2 separate regions of the Homo sapiens genome follow, and region 1 is linked to region 2. Evidence: chromatin contacts called from ENCODE POLR2A ChIA-PET data. All regions are on one chromosome and are shown on one strand. Each heading gives the region's core, a stretch centred on a gene start or an enhancer-like site at or near the end of the contact. The rest is flanking DNA. Distances are from core to core; before and after follow the strand shown. Region 1 overlaps G6PC1 (glucose-6-phosphatase catalytic subunit 1). Region 2 has its middle 17 kb from the start of TUBG1.

Region 1 (5,494 bases), core at 1,320-3,819, 280 kb after region 2:
AGAGTAAGACCCTGTCTCAAAAAAAAAAAAAAGATAGATGATGTATGCTGTATGAAAAAAGGAAACACACAGATGATTCAACAGCCTGTTTTGTGGGGTAATGAAAAGTCACCCTGGGAACTGGGCTCCAGCCCTCGTTCTGCCACCCACCAACTACATGTCCTTGGCAAGTCATATCAATTATCTGAGTTTCTGTTTTATAATCTACAAATAGGTTATCTCTGGCAGCTTAATAATAATCAGGGTTAACATTTATTAAACAGTGTGTGCCAGTCCATGTGCTATGTGCTTTTCTGTGAGGTAGTTACTGCTATTTACAGAAACAGTAGATGCAGAGACCAAGGTGCTGAGTTAAATGATTAGGCCAACAAGGTTAGTACATGCCGAGCCAGGATGGAAGCCCAGGTAGGCAGGCTGGCTTCCGCGGCAATGCTCTTATGAACTATGTTACGTCCAGTGCTGATAAACTGACTCTCTGGGGAGCAGGGGAAAGCCCTGAGTTTAGCATTTGCCAATTTCTATCACGTAAACATTCCCATTCTGGCCACTTTCTTTCTTTCTTTCTTTTGTTTGTTTGTTTGAGATGGAGTCTCGCACTGTTGCCTGGCTGGAGTGCAATGGTGCAATCTCAGCTCACTGCAACCTCTGCCTCTCCGGTTCAAGTGATTCTCCTGCCTCAGCCTCCCAAGTAGCTGGGATTACAGGTGCCCGCCACCATGCCCAGCTAATTTTTTTTGTATTTTTAGTAGAGACATGGTTTCACTATGTTGACTAGGCTGGTCTCGAACTCCTGACCTCATGATCTGCCTGCCTTGGCCTCCCTAAGTGCTAGGATTACAGGCGTGAGCCACTACACCCAGCCGCATGATTCTAAAAAATAAAAAGATGAAGTGTTATTCCAAACATCTGATCTCCATTGAAGAACCATGCAATCTCTCTGGGTTGATAGAGGCCAGAGTTAGTGGCTCTCCCTGATTTCGGTGAGAAATCACTATTCCACCATCACGGGATAAAAGGCATCCTGACTGGCGGTTGACACCTATTTCCACAGTGAAAGATATATCTAGTACTTTTAAAGGGGAAGTGGTTTGTCTGAGATACTCTGTTTCAAAGTAGAGAGGATACAGAACAAGCATCTGAAGCTATATACATCCTTACAGAGAGCAATTCTGATGGAAATGCAGGCCATGTTTCCCTGGGGGGGGCTCGTCCTAGGGGCTGGAGTGCATTCTCTGATGTCAGAGGAAATGCAAGATTCCCTGAGGCCTGAGGGAACCCATGGTATATGCAAGTCCAAGTTTCAAACTGTAGTTCCATATGCATTCTTCCAGGACAAATACTTCTTGAGGTTAAAAAAAAAAAGTCACATAGCTGCCATTTTATGGATTTCAGGATTTTTTTTTTTTTTTTTTTGAGATGGAGTCTTGCTCTGTCACCCAGCCTGTAGTGCAGTGGCATAATCTCGGCTCACGGCAACCTCCGCCTCCCAGGTTCAAGCGATTCTCTTGCCTTAGCCTCCCGAGTAGCTGGGATTACAGTCACGCACCACCACATCTGGCTAATTCTTTATATTTTTTGGTAGAAACGGTGTTTCACCATGTTGGCCAGGCTGGTCTCAAACTCCTGACCTCATGTGATCTGCCTGCCTTGGCCTCCCAAAGTGCTGAGATTACAGGTGTGAGCCACCGCGCCTGCCTGGAGTTCAGAATCTTGGGCTTCATTATTTGTGTTTAAATAGATCATACAGTCAGGCACGGTGGCTCATGCCTGTAATCCCAGCACTTTGGGAGGCTGAGGTGGGAGGATTGCCTGAGTTCAGGAGATGGAGACCAGCCTGGGCAACATGGTGAAACCCCGTCTCTACTAAAAATACAAAAACTAGCTGGATGTGGTGGCACACACCTGTAGTCCCAGCTATTCAGGAGGCTGAGGTGGGAGGATCCCAGGAGGTAGAGGTCACAATGAGCCGAGATTGCGCCACTGCACTCCAGGCTGGGTTACTGAGCCAGATCCTGTCTCAAAAAAAAAAAAGATAATACATTCAAACAGTTCAAAATGCAAAAGTTACATACATAAGGAAGTGTCATGAAATATCTCCCTCTCACACTTCTCCCCAGCCACCCAGTTCTCCCTTCTAGAGGCAACATGTGAAATCCTTCTCAGGCTACACTCTTCTTGAAGGTGTAGGCTTTGGGCAAAAGCATTCATTCAGTAACCCCAGAAACTTGTTCTGTTTTTCCATAGGATTCTCTTTGGACAGCGTCCATACTGGTGGGTTTTGGATACTGACTACTACAGCAACACTTCCGTGCCCCTGATAAAGCAGTTCCCTGTAACCTGTGAGACTGGACCAGGTAAGCGTCCCAGCCCCTGCAGACAGAAGCTGAGTGGACCTCGTTTACCTGTTATGGATGAAACTGACCTTGAGGGGACATGAGGAGAGCCATTCCTTTGTACTTTTGTCATGCTCTTCAATTGGCACAAATTAATTCACTTCTGCAATACTTTCCTGAATAGCACAGTAGTATTGGAAATCTGCCTATTACAGAACCTGGATGGAGTCCAGAGAGGCACGGGCATCCATGGGCAAAGGGCTCGTGAGAGTCACCGCCCTGCAGCGCTGTGTCCTGAGAAAGGAGGGGGCAGAAGCCTGAGCTTCTGGGGGTCCTTCCCAATGGCCTGGCCCACTGGATGTGCCCTCCTGAGCTGACCGTCCAATCCCTTGCCCTCTCTGTGCCTACGTTTTATTAGTTACAGCCAGATGGTTACTGTCAAATCAAATGATAGATTTCATTTTCAGTATGTAATAGGAAGCCCCTCCCTCACCCTAAAGTCTCAGCTGCCCTCTAAGACTAGTACTCTCTAAGGTACTAGTATCCCTTCCTCAGAGACCCTTTCCCTGACCCCAAAACTAGGGAAGGTCCCTTAGTTATTTGCTCTCACAGACCACGCATTTACCTCAGAGCATATTCACTCATTCAGCTGTTACTTACCAAGCACCTACTGGGAGCTATACACTGTTCTATGTGCTAGGGATACCTCTGTCAGTGAACAACACAGACACAAAGATCCCTGCCCTTGTGGAGCTGAAATCTGAATAGAGGAGGTGAAATATACAAAAATTATAATAAATAAGTAAACTAGGCCAGTTGTGGTTGCTCATGCCTGTAATCCCAGCACTTTGGGAAGCCAAGGTAGGTAGATCACCTGAGGTCAGGAGTTCAAAACCAGCCTGGCCAACATTGCAAAATCCTGTCTTTACTAAAAATGGAAAAATTGGTCAGGCGTGATGGCACACGCCTGTAGTCTCAGCTACCTGGGAGGCTGAGGCAGGAGAATCGCTTGAACCTGGGAGGCAGAGGTTGCAGTGAACCGAGATCGGACCACTGCACTCCAGCCTGAATGACAGAACGAGACTCTGTCTCAAAAAAAAAGTAAACTATTAATATGTAGGATAGGCCAGGCACGGTGGCTCACCCTGTAATCCCAGCACTTTGGGAGGCTGAGGCGGGTGGATCACCTGAGGTGAGGAGTTCAAGACCAGCCTGGCCAACATGGCAAAACCCTGTCTCTACTAAAAATACAAAAATTAGCTGGGTGTCCTGGTGCATGCCTGTAATCTGAGCTACTCAGGAGGCTAAGGCAGGAGAATCGCTTGAACCTGGGAGGTGGTGAGCCAAGATTGCGCCATTGCACTCCAGCCTGGGCGACAAAATGAGACACCATCTGAAAAAAAAAAAAAAATATATATATATATACACACACACACACACACACACACACACACACATATAATACTAGAAAATGATTGTTTATAGGCAAAAAAAAAAAAAAAGAAGAAGAAGAAGAAAAGGAAAGGAGAAGGAAAGAAGGACCAAACATCTTTTGTAGAAATATGTTTGCTTTCATCATAACAGCTTGTTATCAAGGATGAATTTCTCCCTGAAATTAATGGAGGCACAGACTGGAAAGTTTAAAGTGGCTTTAAGAGGTTATTTTATTTAGTCCTCTGTCTTAATAGAAGCAAATTATTATCTCTGCTCCTTAGGTAGAGTAGCTAAGGCTCAGAAAGTAGGCCGGGCGCGGTGGCTCACGCCTGTAATCCTAGCACTTTGGGAGGCCAACGCAGGTGGATCACCTGAGGTCAGGAGTTTGAGACCAGCCTGGCCAACATGGTGAAACCTCGTCACTAATAAAAAAATACAAAAACTTAGCCAGGCATGGTGGCGGGCGCCTGTAATCCCAGCTACCCAGGAGGCTGCGGCAGGAGAATCACTTCAACCCGGGAGGCAGAGGTTGCAGTGAGCTGAAATCACACCACTGCACTCCAGCCTTGGTGACAGAGAAAGATTCTGTCAGGAAAAAAAAAAAAAAGTTTAAATGAATTACCCAAGGTATATAATTGTTAGTGTTAGAAGGAAGAAGAAGGGAGGGAGGAAGGAAGGGAGAAAGAAAGGGAAGGAGGAAGGGAGGGAGGGAAGAAAGCCTTTATTTATCTATGGGGTTCCCTGGAAAGCAGGCTGAAATGGAGATTCACGTGCAGGAGTTTAGATACTCTGGGGAACTATACTTGTAGAAGGGAAGGAACAGGAACAGGGCAGAAGGAGAGGTCCGGTTGTGATTCTGCCTCATCCAACCCCACAGCGAGCTCTGAAGCTGGGGATGGCTCCTCAGAGTTGGTCCAAGTTGGGACAAGGGAATCAGACCCTGGGGAGAGCGTAACCTTGATCAAGGCGACTCTCTTTAGCCCAGGGCAATGCCAGGAGAAGGCTGAGAGCAGAAAGCCATCTACCATCACACTCTCAACAGCTACGAAATAAGTCCTGCAGTTCAGGAGGGAGGTCTGGGCGGCACATCTCAGGACCCTCTATCTCTCAGGGTAGAGGAATTAAGAATGGGATGGGAACCAGACGGGCCATGGTGGCTCACACCTATAATCCCAACACTTTGGGAGGCCAAGGGTAGGAGGATTGCTTGAGCCCAAGAGTTCAAAACCAGCCTGGGCAAAAACAATCAAACAAACAAACAAAACACATTTAAAAAATTTGCTGTGTGTGGTGGTGTGCACCTGTGGTCCCAGCTACTCAGGGGGCTGAGGTGGGAGGATTGCTTGAGTCCAGGAGGTCGAGGCTGCAGTGAGCTATGATCATGGCACTGCATTGCAGCCTAGGAGACAAAGCAAGACACTGTCTCTAAAAAAACAAAAAACAAACAAATAAAAAAACGGAACCGGTTGCAAGCAGGGTTAAATAGCGTGGTCAGAGTAGGACTCACTGAGAATATGAGATCTGAGTCAAGTCTTCAAGGATGTGAGGAAGTAAGTTTCTGGCAGAAGAGCTGTGAAGGGCTGTCTGGCCAGAGAAGATTGCAATGCAAAAGCCCTGAGGTGGGAACGTGTTTGGTGTGTTTAAAGGAAAGCAATGAGGCCAGTGTAGCCAGAACAGAGTGTGCAAGGAGAGAAGGAACAGAAGATGTGGAGGGCAGATCAGTTTGT
Region 2 (6,581 bases), core at 15-2,514:
AAAATGCCTGGGCTCAAGTAATCCTCCTGCCTCAGCCTCCCAAGTAGCTAGGACTGCAGGTGCCTGGCACCACACCTGGCCTCAATGAAACTCTTAAAGTGATGAATAAATACTCGAAATGCTAGGGATGGACTGCTGAACATAAATATAATTTTTGCATATAATCATATGCTTTGGTTTGTTTTTTCAAATTCAAAATAAAATGTTGCAAAACATAAGTTGTCCAGCTAGGCACAGTGGCTCACACCTGTAATCCCAGCACTTTCAGAGGCCGAGGCAGTGGGATTGCTTGAGCCCAGGAGTTTGAGAACAGCCTCAGCAACATGGTGAAACCCTGTCTCTACAAAAAATACAAAACTTAGCTGGGTGTGGTGGCACACGCCTGTACCCAGTCACTTGGGGGGCTGAGGTGGGATAATGTCTTATGGGATGGGACAGTGTCTTTATCTCTATTTCCCTGTTATCTACTACAGGCCCTGCACAATGTAGCTGTTCAAAAAACATTTGTTGAACAAATGAAAAAATGATGTCAAGGCCATAACTTTTACTCCTCCTCTTTTCATTAACAAGAAGACATTAAGAGATTTGCCACATAATCAAATAAAAGCACACCCCAGGACAAATTAATGTGTTGACCACATTGGATCAGGAATATTGAGACTTTAATCCTAGACTGTTTTCAGAGAGGAGTTGGAAAATGGGGAAAAAAGATGTAATTTCTCCAACTAGAAATTAACTTATTAAAATTCATGCATAACATAAGCTATTCCAAGATTCCCCCTTTTTTTTTTTTTTTTTTTTTGACACAGGGTCTTGCTTTGTCACCCAGACTGGAGTGCAGTGGCACGATCACGACTCACTGTAGCCTTGACCTTCTGGGCTCAAGCAATTCCCTGCCTTAGCCTTCCAAGTAGCTGGGACTACAGGCATGCACCACCATATCTGGCTAATTTTTTTGGTATTTTTTTGTAGAGACAGGGTTTTGCCATGTTGCCCAGGCTGGTCTCGAACTCCTGAGTTCAAGTGATCTGCCCGTCTCAGCCTCCCAAAGTAGCAGGATTACAGGTGTGAGCCACCAGGCCTGGCCTATTCCAAGATCCTTACACCAAATAGCTTATAGTATCAGAAACCAAATGGCTTGATGTAGCTGAATTTCTGATACTTGATACTTTGGAAATTTTCCCAATGGACACATTATACAAGATGCCATTAGCACCTGAATGGAAACAAACTGGTGACTACAAGTATTCTACATCCTGCCAGATCAAATAATAGTCATGAGTCATAACTGGATCTGCAGACAGCTGCGTAAAACAGATTATCAGTGGAAGGTATGGCAGTTCCAAGGCCTGACCTGCAAAGTCAGTCGGGAAAAGGGTGCGGTCAGAACCAGCACAGCTGGAAGGTCACCCACAGAATAAAAGTTGCCAACTGGATGTGTTCCTCTAAGACAACTTTGCAATGACACAGAAGCACAGCCATGGTCAAGAGATGGCCAGAAGGAGGTGGTGAGGAGCTGAGAGAGGTCCTTGGTGATCCTCAACCTACAACTGGGCTAATGAGGCAAACACTGGACCAAACAGCCCTAAATCTCACCCAAAGACTTGAAGGCTGTCCGTCTTCGTTCCCCTGACACACACAGTACTCCCTGAGAATTCCCATTCTCTCTACGTCCCATCCTTCTTTAGGATTTCTGAACCTAGAGAAATTTGCTCCCTGAAATTTTCTGTGGTGCCCACATAGATTTCAAGTTATGGAAATGGCTCTATAAGGAATACCTGGCTGAGTGCAGTGGCTCACGCCTGTAATCCCAGCACTTTGGCAGGCCGAGGTGGGTGGATCACCTGAGGTCAGGAGTTCAAGACCAGCCTGGCCAACATGGCGAAACCCCATCTCTACTAAGAATACAAAAATTAGCCGGGCATGGTGGTATGCGCCTGTAATTCCAGCTGCTTGGGAGGCCGAGGCAGGAAAATCGCCTGGACCCAGGAGGTGGAGGTTGTAGTGAGCCGAGATCGTGCCACTGCACTCCAGCCTGGGCAACAGAGCAAGACTCAGTCTCAAAAAAAAAGAAAAAAAAAGAGTACCCCATCAGCCTGGGCCCCAAGGATGGAAATGAATCACAGATAACACTGGCCACAGGGATGGTATAGAAAGGTACTAGGTCCCCAGGGTACCCGGAAGGGATGAAGTAGAGATGAACAGAATGGAGTTTAGGTCACGGAGCTTAAGAAGGCCAGGTTACTACTTCTGCTTCTAAGACACAACCATAGGCAATACGGCTCAAGAGGATCACCTACCCCGAGCCAGGAGACAACCTTAAACTGAAGTCTAGTGTGGTTCCTTGGAAATCCTTGTGACTTGGCCCTCTTGTGAGGCATAAATTGAATCTGGCCTGAGAATATCCTAATACTCTGTTTCCTCTGACAACAAATTGTGTTTAGTGACCTCCCCATAGTGACTGCTCTATTCCTACTGGCTATGTTCCATTGGATGCATAGTATTTATGTGCATAGTATTTTTTTTTTTTTTTTGAGATAGGGTCTCACTCTGTTGCCCAGGCTGGAGTGCAGTGGCATGATCACTGCTCACTTCAACCTCCGCCTCCCCGTTTTTTTGTTTTTTTTTTTTTTGAGAAGGAGTCTCACTCTGTTGCCCAGGCTGGAGTGCAGTGGCATGATCACTGCTCACTTCAACCTCCGCCTCCCCGTTTTTTTGTTTTTTTTTTTTTGAGAAGTAGTCTCACTCTGTTGCACAGGCTGGAGTGCAGTGGCATGATCTCAGCTCACTGCAAGCTCCGCCTCCCGGGTTCAGGCCATTCTCCTGCCTCAGCCTCCCAAGTAACTGGGACTACAGGCGCCTGCCACTACGCCAGGCTAATTTTTTGCAATTTTAGTGGAGACAGGGTTTCACTGTGTTAGCCAGGATGGTCTCGATCTCCTGACCTCGTGATCCGCCCGCCTCAGCCTCCCAAAGTGCTGGGATTACAGGCGTGAGCCACCACGCCCAGCTGCCTCCCCATCTTAAGCCGTCCTCCCACCTCAGCCTCCCGAGTAGCTGAGACTAGAGGCACATGCCAACATGCCTGGCTAATTTTTAATTTAATTTAATTTAATTTATTTGTTTTATTTTATTTTATTTATTTTGAGACAGAGTCTCGCTGTGTCATCCAGGCTGGAGTGCAGTGGTGTGATCTCGGCTCACTGTAACCTCCACTTCCCAGGTACAAGTAATTTTCCTGCCTCAGCCTCCTGAGTATCTGGGATTATAAGCACCTGCCACCACGCCTGGCTAATTTTGGATTTTTAGTAGAGACAGGGTTTTGTCATGCTGCCCAGGCAGGTCTCGAACTCTGAAACTCAAGTGATCTTCCCGCTTCTGCCTCCCAAAGTGCTGGGATTACAGGTGTGAGCCACTGTGCCTGGCCTACACAGTATTGATTTCTCTGACTGCCTTACAGTTGCCACCAGCTCACTCAGAAGGTTCCAGACTACTATCTCTAGCCCACAGAGATACATGTAACTACTGTTATCTGGTGATGTAGCAGTTGTTAATCCATAGGCCCTAGGCCATCAAAATGAGCATGACTACACTGCCAGACTCCATTCACTTGTGTTCCTGCTGTGTGAACCACAACGCCGCTATAAATGCATTGTTCCTTCTCTTTTGCCCTACACCAAAAGTTCTTAACTTTTGTTCATTCACAGATCTGTTTGAGAATCTGCTTGGACATTTCCCGGAAAGAAATGGACACATAGATTTGCAAACAATTTCAAGATGTTCTCCACACATAAAGCCCATCCTTGGGATCCCAACTTAATGCTCACAATTTCTGATGGTAAGAAATGAAGACACTTCGGCCAGGCACGGCGGCTCATGCCTGTAATCTCAGCATTTTGGGAGGCCAAGGCAGGTGGATCACCTGAGGTCAGGAGTTCGAGACCAGCCTGGCCAACATGGTGAAATCCTGTCTCTACTAAAAATACAAAAATTAGCTGAGTATGGTGGCACGCACCTGTAATCCTAGCTACTCAGGAGGCTGAGGCAGGAGAATCTCTTGAACCTGGGAGGTGGAGGTTGCAGTGAGCCAAGATCACACCACTGCACTCCAGCCTAGGCACAGAGTGAGACTGTGTCTCAAAAAAAGAGAAAAGAAAGAAAGAGAGAAAGAGAGAGAGACAGAGAGAAAGAGAAAAAGAGAGAGAGAGAAAGAGAAAAAGAAAGTGAGTGAGAGAGAGAAAAAGAGAGAGAGAGAGAGAGAGAGAGAGAGGGAGGGAGTCCAACCAGTTGCTGTTGTCACCTGTCCACCTAGCTCAGGCAGCAGGCTCATCATGACCAATCAAGGCAGAGCTCCTCTCTGAGACTGACACAGGACCCTCCCCTTGCCCACACCCAGACACTCCCACTTATGGGTCTAGGGCAGACCTTACATACCTTTCCCTATGGCCACCTAGGTGACACTAGTGCCCACTTTGACACCTTGGAACAGCGGATGAAAAGGACTTCCCGCTGGGCGCAGTGGCTCACACCTGTAATCCAAGCACTTTGGGAGGCCAAGGCTGGTGGTTCACTTGAGGTCAGGAGTACAAGGCCAGTCTGGCCAACATGGTGAAACTCTGTCTCTACTAAAAATACAAAAATTAGCCAGGCATGGTGGCGGGTGCCTGTAATCCCAGCTAGGGAGGCAGAGGTTGCCGTGAGCCGAGATGGCACCACTGCACTGCAGCCTGGGTAACAGAGCAAGACTCCATCTCAAAAAAAAAAAAAAAAAAAAAAAAAAAGCTGGGCATGGTGGTGTGCACTTGTAATCCCAGCTACTTGGGAGGCTGAGGCGAGAAGATCGCTTGAACCCAGGAGAGGGAGATTGCAGTGAGCTGAGATCGAGCCACTGCACTCCAGCCTGGGCGACAGAGCATGACTCTCAAACAAACAAACAAACAAAAAAACTTTCCCTAGGTCTACTAGGCCACGTCTTTTCTGTGTTCCTCCTTCTCCCTTCTTGTCTTTCTCTCTCTCTCTCTCTCTCTCTCTGTCACACACACACACACACACACACACACACACACACACACACACTCCAGCTGTCAGTAGAAGAGCCAGAGTCAGCACCTTGAGGCCTCCTGGAGCAGAGATTTTCTGGAAAGTCTTCAGGGAAGACTCTGCTGAGCTCAGTGACAATTGCCACCCGGCCACTGGCCAGATTACATTTCCTGGGTCACTTTGACCTTCTCAAAGGCCGCAGCCACCATTGAGCTGGTATTCGCTCATGCTGACATCCTACTCCAACCCTCTCTGCCTCATCAAATACAGCCTTGATTTTGGTACAAGCCTAAATGCTCATCATATGCACACATATGCTGGGGTTACCACCAGCCTTCCCCAAACTATGCCAAAAATGATTCTATACATCTCACAAAGATTCATCATGAACACAATTGAAGGCCTATGGATCCTCGGGATAGGGAAAGATCTCCCTGCCCTTCCATAGAATTGGGACTTCTTGTGTTCTAGCCTTTCCCAGCTATGGGAAAAACAACCAAGGTGGCTTCTCTTGTCTACAAACATGGACCCACCATTCCTAAGGTACAGCATTAGCAAGAAAAACAAAACTAAGGAATTAAAAAAATAAAACTCTGAAGATAGACGAAAGAGTCAACTCTTTTTTTTTTTTTTTTTTTTTTTGAGATGGAGTCTTGCTGTATCACCCAGGCTGGAGTGCAGTGGCGTGATCTCTGCTCACTGTAACCTCCGCCTCCCAGGTTTGAGTGATTTTCCTGCCTCAGCCTCCCTAGTAGCTGGGATTATAGATGTGCATCACCATGCCCAGCTATTTTTGTATTTTTAGTAGATGAAGTTTCACCATGTTGGCCAGGCTGGTCATGAACTCCTGACCTCAGGTGATCCACCTGCCTCGGCCTCACAAACTGCTGGGATTACAGGCATGAGCCACTGTGCCCAGCCGACAGAGTCAACTTTTGATGCTGTGAATTGTCACGTGAATTTCTCCTTTGTTTTTTGAGACAAGGTCTCACTCTGTCATCCAGGCTGGAAGGCAGTAGCAGGATCATGGCTCACTGCAGCCTCAACCTCCCAGACTCAAGCAATCCTCCTACCTTAGCCTCCCAAGTAACTGGGACTACAGGTGCACACCACCACACCTGTCTAATTTTTTTATTTTTTGTAGAGACAGGGTCTCACTATGTTACCCAAACTGGTCTGAAACTCCTGGGTTCAAGCAATTCTCCTTCCTTGGCCTCCCAAAGTGCTGGAATTACAAGTGTGAGCCACTGTGCCCAGCCATTAATTTTAATTCTGTCAATAACCTGTGATCAAAATTTTATTCCAAGATCCAGCTCTGTTCTGGCTTCTTACTATGTGTTTCCCAGCAATGTAATGTAATTAAAATGTTATCATAACCTGTCTCTCAGAATGTTGTTACTACATTTGTGATCTTGGGCAGGTCACTTCCTGTCCCTGGGCCTCAGTTTCATCATTCTGTTGCTCAACAAATATGTATTGAGTAGCTAGTAAGTTCCAGGCATTGTGCTAAGTGCTGAAGACAACAAAGATGAGCAAGATAT

The links. ChIA-PET counts read pairs that join two places held with the same protein, here RNA polymerase II (POLR2A).
Region 1: POLR2A ChIA-PET joins it to region 2 with 17 read pairs in activated T-cell. The contact joins two enhancer-like sites. POLR2A ChIA-PET finds 5 or more read pairs at or near these places in 2 of 52 experiments (WTC11 and activated T-cell).

The regions. Positions count from the first base shown.
Region 1 is chr17:42,901,687-42,907,180 of GRCh38, forward strand. It overlaps G6PC1 (glucose-6-phosphatase catalytic subunit 1), which reads left to right. Exons shown (of 5, transcript NM_000151.4): 2 at 2,245-2,354. Among named protein-coding and RNA genes, the nearest start is that of G6PC1, 3.6 kb to the left of the region's middle. Within about 2 kb of position 2,570, at least 2 of the 41 ENCODE cell types and tissues checked have a DNase peak (open chromatin) inside an H3K27ac peak, as active enhancers do.
Region 2 is chr17:42,623,012-42,629,592 of GRCh38, forward strand. No RefSeq gene overlaps it. Among named protein-coding and RNA genes, the nearest start is that of TUBG1, 17 kb to the left of the region's middle. RefSeq lists a cis regulatory region at 3,377-3,726. Within about 2 kb of position 1,265, at least 7 of the 41 ENCODE cell types and tissues checked have a DNase peak (open chromatin) inside an H3K27ac peak, as active enhancers do.